Linked DNA regions of Homo sapiens: region 1 is linked to region 2. Evidence: read pairs that join two places in POLR2A ChIA-PET (ENCODE). Cell type or tissue: GM12878. All regions are shown on one strand. Region 1 overlaps B4GALT5 (beta-1,4-galactosyltransferase 5). Region 2 has its middle 10 kb from the start of SLC9A8.

The links. ChIA-PET counts read pairs that join two places held together with the same protein. Peaks named below come from ENCODE experiments on the same cell type or tissue, not always from the same donor. Only the 100,000 strongest peaks of a DNase experiment are listed, where the experiment ranks them.
Region 1: POLR2A ChIA-PET joins it to region 2 with 8 read pairs; 14 of 35 experiments call an interaction of 5 or more read pairs at or near these places.

What each region holds. Positions count from the first base shown.
Region 1 is chr20:49,697,012-49,701,011 of GRCh38, forward strand. The region is part of intron 1 of B4GALT5 (beta-1,4-galactosyltransferase 5); the gene reads right to left. Among named protein-coding and RNA genes, the nearest start is that of B4GALT5, 15 kb to the right of the region's middle. In GM12878, no CTCF peak of the experiment used is centred here; a DNase peak (open chromatin) is centred at 2,442; H3K4me3 peaks cover 1,572 bases; H3K27ac peaks cover 2,805 bases.
Region 2 is chr20:49,800,821-49,804,820 of GRCh38, forward strand. No RefSeq gene overlaps it. Among named protein-coding and RNA genes, the nearest start is that of SLC9A8, 10 kb to the right of the region's middle. RefSeq lists an enhancer at 2,121-2,250. In GM12878, a CTCF peak has its summit at 1,882; DNase peaks (open chromatin) are centred at 171, 1,271 and 1,851; H3K4me3 peaks cover 1,249 bases; H3K27ac peaks cover 1,450 bases.

The DNA.
Region 1 (4,000 bases), 100 kb before region 2:
GATCGATGTTGTTTAATTTGTGGCTACTGAGGAATGTTACTATTCACAAATCACAAAATCTGTGCCAAAATAAGTCTTCAAAGGGATATTGTTGCCTCCTTACCCTTCTAAGCTTTGCAGTGGGCTTTGGTCAAAGCTGACATAAACAGCTAAAGAAATTAACAACAGAGTCTCAGAAGACAAGGCCAGGGGAGCCAAAAGGACACAGGTGCTACACACCCAGGCAGTTGTTGTCTGCTCCCAGAGCACCTGACTTCAGCAGCCACAGCACCTGCTCCTCAAGCGCAGCGGCGCCTTTGAGGGAGCACAGCCTGGAAGGTTTACCCTTCGCAGAGACGCTTGCTCTTGGACTTCTGGCTGTACATTCTGAGGGTTCAAATGAAGGATGGGACAATGGGAAAGCTTAAATCCTCTGGAAACGTCACTGTGATCAATGGCTTCAACCCTCCTCTACCTCATACCAGTTCACTGGAGCTGCTAACACTAAGTTTCCTTCTTTATCCGCCCATCTCTATTCCAGTGGAGCCCCGTGATTAAGGGATGGCAGAGGAAGGGGACATGTCCTTTTTTTTTTTTTTTTAACAGAAAAACACTCATTTAGATACCTGGTTTAGTAAGACATCTGAACAACATGAAACCCAACTATGTAAAAGCTTTAAAAATCCAGGTTATGAATTAGCCTAAACCTGTGCTTATGTTCCATTCTGTTTAGAGGAAGGGGGATGGAATCCCTTTCACCTTTATATTTTTCATGACAAGTCCATGGTCACATCAAAAATTACTTTTGTCTTTAACACAGTTGAAATTATTAAATGTTATCTAGACCTAACCAAATCCTATTTCCTTAATGTTATATTCAGGACAGTGAAAAAAATACTGTTTTCTTTTAGCAAAGTCTGACTTTTAAGGCTCAGTTTTTACCTGATTAAATAAACTGCCCCTGCTTTTGAGGTTAGAAAAATTACTTTTGTTCATGGGGTCCATTATACTGTACTATTAAGTTTACTTTTATATGTTTGGAAATTTCCAGCCGGGCGCGGTGGCTCATGCCTATAATCCCAGCTACTCGAGAGGCAGAGGCAGGCAGATTACCTGAAGTCAGGAGTTCAAGACCAGCCTGGCCAACATGGCGAAACCCCATCTCTAGTAAAAACTACAAAAATTAGCCGGGCATGGTGGCACGCACCTGTAATCCCAGATACTCGGGAGGCTGAGGTGGGAGAATTGCTTGAACCTGGAAAGTGGAGGTTGCAGTGAGCCGAGACGGTGGCACCACACTCCGGCCTGGGGGACAGAGCAAAACTCCATCTCAAAAAAATAAAAAAAGAAAAAAGAAAATTTCCATAATAAAATGAAACTCTTAAGGAAAAAACTGCTTTGAACATAAAGCCAACCCAAAAAGTAGCTCTTACCTAAAGTGAATTTTCCCTAGTGCCAAATGAAATTCAAATAAATCCCAATCTTCTAATTCACACAAATCTTAAGATTTCTAATACTTTAAACCAGAATGAAAAAGTCAGGTATGCCAAATTAACAATCGAAGAGAAAATTAATCCCACACCAAAGCCAAAACATTGAACTTCCTCCCACTCTCGCATTCACACACACACACAAGCATGAACCACACAATGAAGGATTCCAGTTGCCCCATCCAGACAACTGGACGCACATCACACACCTCCTAGTCATCCAGGGACCATCTTGGCAGCCTGTTTCTCATCACTACCTGCCACCCTGTGCCTGTGTTGTGGACGAGGAAGGCACGGGTAGTAGCCTAGCTTTTTATTTTTTTAAATCTCAGCAATAGAGGCAAGGTTATTTCTACCTTACATCCAAGAGTATGGAGCACAAGACTAGCTGTTTATTAATAACATGCTTATTTTCCACACCAACCACACGGTTTTCCAATTTCACAAAGTAAATACTTCCTCATCCCTCTTTAGAAAAGATGAAACAATTTATCGTAGCCTAAGCAAAAACCACCTATCAAAGCAAAGACTGGCAAGCAGATTCAAGACATAAAGGTATAGCTTTTACTATAAATTTGAAACCAACAAGAAAGCCATTAACCTAAATATTTTTCTAATCAAAAATCAGAAATGACGTTAATAGCAACATATAAGAATTACTGTATCTACCACACTTAGAATGTACTGGGGTAGATGACAATGACAATCAGTACTGATTGCCTTATGTTTATCAACTTTTTCATCTACATTTCAGGTTTCAGTGCAAGACAAACCATTAATACATTCATGACTAGCCATTTCAAAGCATTATTGTATACATACTGTACGACACAAAGTGCTTAATTGTAACTTAAAAGGTTAAAACCCATCTTGAATCCTAAATGGGCAAAAAAAAAAAAAAAAAAAAAACCCCACTAGTCATTTGCCCACAAACCAGGCCCCATATAACCATCAAGCATCTGACTGCATCGGACATGATTAATCTGAAACTGTGCTATGAATCATACAGCAGTCCTCCCTTATCTTCAAGGGATACGTTCTGAAATTCCCCAGTGGGTGCCTGAAACTGCAGGTAGTACCAGATCTAAATACATTGCTTTTTCCTATACACACATACCTATGGTAAAGTTTAAATTATAAATTAGGCACAGTAAAAGATGAATAACAATGTAAAAGGAAAATAAACTTGGGGACCCCAAACCCACTAAGTCAAAGAGAAAAGTCAAGGTAGGAACGGCATCATGCAAACCTACCTCCCTCACAATCTGCCCAATAGGAAATTCCTTGTGGACCTCAACATCCTTACCCTACAACCACTCTGCTGAATTTCACCCTGACAACGTAAATTGACAGCTTATCTTCACAGGTATAGGACAAAGGACAGAACTTAAAGTCATTCCTCTGCTTACCTGAGACAAATGCATAATCTCATCACTTCCTCTGCCCGGTAAGTATATTTTGTCTTATGTAAAAATGCAGATTCACTGAGCTAGATGAATGCATAAGGGACTATTCCTCCGCTGCCCCCCACCCTTGCCCGCCACATGTGAATAGCTGATCAAAGACTCAAAAGAATGTAACCATTTGCCTCCTATCTACCACGCCTTCCTAAAATTTCTCCCCCTTTAAATACTGAAGCCCTCAAAATCATCTTAGGAGAAAGGCACAGACCTTGGGCCTGGGTGCATGCCCTTAACCTTGGTAAAATAAACTTCTAAATAAATTGAGACCTGTCTCAGATACTTTTTGGTTTGCAACAAATATAAAATGGTTTTACAATTTGGTTTACAACAACAACAACAACAATAAAATGGAACAATTATAACAATAATAAAAGTAATTAAGTAAAGTTAATTTTTCTGAGAGAGTCTCACTCTGTTGCCCAGGCTGGAGTGATCATGGCTCACTGCTGCCTCAAACTCCCAGGCTCATGCGATCCCAAGTAGCTGGGGCTACAGGCATGTGCCACCACACCTGGCTAATTTTTATTTGTATTTTTGTAGAAACAAGTTTTCCCCCAGGTTGCCTAGGCTGGTCTCAAACTCCTGGGCTTAAGCGATCCTCCAGCCTCGGCCTCCCAAAATGCTGGGATTACAGGCATGAGCCACCACACCTGGCCATAAGATTAAAATTCAAAAGTATTACAAATAATAAAATTAAAATAAGGGTCACTTGAACACAAGCACTGTGACACCACGATGATGATGTGATAATCCAGACGACTACTAAATGTGTATACAGCGTGGGTATGCTGGACAAAGGAATGACTCACATCCCAGGCAAGACAAAGGGGGACAGAGCAGGATGGTGAAAGATTTCATCACGCCACTCAGAATGGTGCACAATTTAAAATTTGTGAAATGTTTATTTCTGGAATTTTCCATTTAATATTTTCAGAACTCAGTGAAACCACAGAAAGTGAAACTCTGGATAAGGGGGTGACTACCTTATTCACTATCATTCCTGGCAATTAAAGAATGTTAACTCCAACTGAACACCAGATGAATTGGCCCTCAATTAAACACATCTGT
Region 2 (4,000 bases):
CCCATAGATATGAGTCATCCTTTTTAGTGCCTGCACTTATTCTTCTATTACTAGATAATTGGGCTTTTTCTAGTTTCCCCCTACTAGGAAATAGAGAGAAACTTCCCTTTTGGGCTTTAAATTAGACAAGAAAATATGCGGTTAGATGTCACCACAACTTGTACTTCTTTTTTTTTTTTTTTTTTTTGAGACAGGGCTCGCTCTGTCACCCAGGCTGGAGTGCAGTGGTGCGATCACAGCTCACTGCAGCTTTGACCTCCCAGGCTCAATCTATTCTCCCGCCTCAATCTATTCTCCCACTTCAGCCTTCTGAGTAGTTGGGACTACAAGTGCACACCACCGTGCCTGACTATTTATTTCTCTTTTCTGTAGACATGGGGTCTCACTGTGTTGCCCAGGCTAACAACTGGTATTTCTAACCCAGGAGAAGCAACGAAGGGCTCAGCCCTACTTTGAAGCAATCGCCCCATTATGCACATATATATTGACTGGGGGAGGTTATTTTATTTAAGAAACATCCATGAAGTACTTATGTGCCAGACAGACATGGCTTCAAGAACTTCTGAATAGGCTGGGCACGGTGGCTCACGCCTGTAATCCCAACACTTTGGGAGGCCGAGGCGGGCGGATCACGAGGTCAGGAATTCGAGACCAGCCTGGCCAACATGGTGAAACCCCGTCTCTACTAAAAATACAAAAACTTAGCTGGGCGTGGTGGTGGGCGCCTGTAATTCCAGCTACTTGGGAGGCTGAGGCAGGAGAATTGCTTGAACCCAGGAGGCAGAGGTTGCAGTGCAGTGATCCGAGGTCACGCCATTGCACTCCAGCCTGGGCAACAAGAGTGAAACTCTGTCTTAAAAAAAGAAAAAAAGAAAAAAGAACTTCTGAATATTAGCTCACTTCACCCAAAAATAATACTCTGAAATACATACCAGGGAAACTGAGGCACAAGGGGGTTAACTTGCCCAACATGACAGAGGCAGTAAGTGGCAGTGCTGAGATCTGAACCCCGGAAGCTTGGCTCCAGTGTCTGGGTTCTTAACTCCCAATCAGCCTCTCTGTCTACCCCTTGGCCCAAGAGAGCTGGCCCGCCCTGGGGTACTCAAAGCAAACCCACTTTCAGCTGAGGACTGACGGCAGCAAGGTGAATATATCTATTTTTCCTTTTAAGTGATACTCATGTATTAGCTCACAGTTCTGTAGGTCCTAAGCTCATGCAGGCTCTGCTGTGTTATACGTTCAGGGCATCACATGGCTGAAGCAGAGATGTCAGCTCACTGGAGTCCTCATCTGGAGGCTATGGGAGGAATTGGACTCTTTTCAGATTGTTGGCAGAATTCAGTTCCTTGCAGCTGTAGAACTGAAGCCCCCATTTCCTTACTTGCGATTCTCTCTGCAACTAGAAGCTTCCTGCATTCCTTGTCCTGTGGCCCCTTCTTTTTTTTGAGACAGAGTCTCGCTCTGTTGCCCAGGCTGGAGTGCAGTGGCGTGATCTCGGCTCACTGCAAGCTCCGCCTCCCGGGTTCATGCCATTCTCCTGCCTCAGCCTCCCGAGTAGCTGGGACTACAGGCGCCCGCCACCATGCCCAGCTAATTTTTTTTTTTTTGTAGTAGAGACGGGGTTTCACCATGTTAGCCAGAATGGTCTTGATCTCCTGACCGCGTGAGCCACCCATCTCGGCCTCCCAAAGTGCTGGGATTACAGGCATGAGCCACCGCGCCCAGCCTATATCTTTTTATTTATGGCAAATATTTTAACTGTCCCACAGATTTGTCTTGAATAAGAAGCAAAGAGACGGGAAAACCCCTTAGAAACAGGTGTGTAATGGGACTTTTCTTTTGTTTCAGTTTTGGTTAAGGGCTTCGTGCTGAGGTACTGTGGCTCTCTCTAGAGACAGCTGAATGTCTGCTGAGTTAGAAAAGGGGAGACTTCCCCAAACCGTCTATGAACCCTTAGCCCATCACCTGTGTTGAGGGTGTACCGGGAAGACTTGAGGATTACTGAGGGGAAAATAGAGGTTATGGAGAAAGTTTCCCCTTCATTGAAAATGCCTGGGCAGGGTGCGGTGGCTCACGCCTGTAATCCCAGAACTTTGGGAGACCGAGGCGGGTGGATCACCTGAGATTAGGAGTTCGTGACCAGCCTGGCCAACGTGGTGAAACCCCATCTCTACTAAAAATACAAAAAATTAGCTGGGCGTGGTGGTAGGCGCATGTAATGCCAGCCACTTGGGAGGCTGAGGCAAGGAGAACCCAGGAGGCAGAGATTGCGGTGAGCCAAGATCGCGCCATTGCACTCCAGCCTGGGCAACAAGAGTGAAACTCCATCTCAAAAAAAAAAAAAAGTTTGCAAAAATAAAAAAATAAAAAATAAATAAAGGGCCGGGGACAGTGGCTCACTCCTATAATCTCAGCACTTTGGGAGACACGGGCTGGCAGATCCCGTGAGCCAAAGAGTTCAAGACCAGCCTGAACAACATGGCGAAAACCCGCCTCTACAAAAAAATACAAAAATTAGCCAGGCACAGTGGTTGTGCCTGTAGTCTCAGCTACTTGGGAGGCTGAGGTGGAGGATCACCTGAGCCCAGGAGGTTGAGGCCAAAGTGAGCAGTGATTGTGCCACTGTATGCCAGCCTGGGTAACAGAGTGAGACCCTGTCTCAAAAATAAAATAAAATAAATAAAAATTAGAAGAAGAAATAATTGAAAATTCTGAAAAACATAAAATAAAAAAGGCAGTTTCCTTGGAGTTTTCTGTGCTACTGTGGACATAGCACATAGTAGGTGCTTAATCCATACTTAATGATTTATGTCAGGTGCTAGTCTAGGTACTAGACCCCCTGTGAGCCTAATGGGGATGACAGGTCACAAGGAAGTAAATTTGAAAAAGAAACAACATTGTGCTAAGTGAAAGAAGCCAGTCATAAAATGCCACAGATTTTATTCCACTTACATGAAATGTTCAGAATCCGTAAATCCATAGAGACAGAAAATAAAGTAATGACTGCCAGGGGATGGGGCAGCAGGGAGTGACTGCTGATAGGTGCAGAGGTTCTTGTTGGGGTGCCAGAAATGTTTGGGAATCAGACAGTTGTGATGGTTGCATAACATAGTGAATACACTAAAACCCACTGAATTGCACATGTTAAAATGAAGTTTTTGTTATATGAGTTGTATTTCAATATTTATTTAATTTAATTTAATTAATTAATTTATTTTTTGAGACAGTCTTACTCTGTCACCCAGACTGGAATGCGGTGGTACGATCTCGGCTCATTGCAATCTCCACCTCCCAAGTTCAAGTGATTCTCGTGCTTCAGCCTCCCAAGCAGCTGGGATTACAGGTGTGCACCAATACGCCCGGCTAATTTTTGTATTTGTAGTAGAGATGGGGTTTTGCCATGTTGGCCAGGTTGGTCTCGAACTCCTGACCTCAAATGATCCGCCTGCTTTGGCCTCTCAAAGTGTTGGGATCACAGGCATGAGCCATGGTGCCTGGGCCATATTTCAATAATAATTTCAAATATGTTTTTTTAAAAAGGACAAAACAGAGTAACTTCACATAATAGGTACCACGAGGACAAGAGAGTGAAATGCTGGAAGATGCAGTGGCTGGCTGGGGCAGGTGGGAGACGGCCTCAGTCAGGGTGCTTCCATTGTATGGGATCTGAATTATGACTAGGAGGCAGCTCTATGTATATCTAGAAGGTGATAGACAAAGGAACAGCAAGTGCAAAGGTCCTGAGCTGGGGAGGAGCATGGCATGTTCAAGGAGCAGATAAGTGAGTTGGGATGCAGGGGAAAAGGGACAAGAGACCCCTTCAGGGAAAGGGAGCTGACCAAACAGGGCCTTGCAGACTGCCAAGAGGAGTTTGGGTTTTGTTTGCAGTAAAATGGGGAGCCGTGGGATGATTTTGAGCAGAAGAGTAACATGATCTGATACATACTTCAAAAAGACTGCTTGGGCCAGGCACCATGGCTCATGTCTATAATCCCAGCAC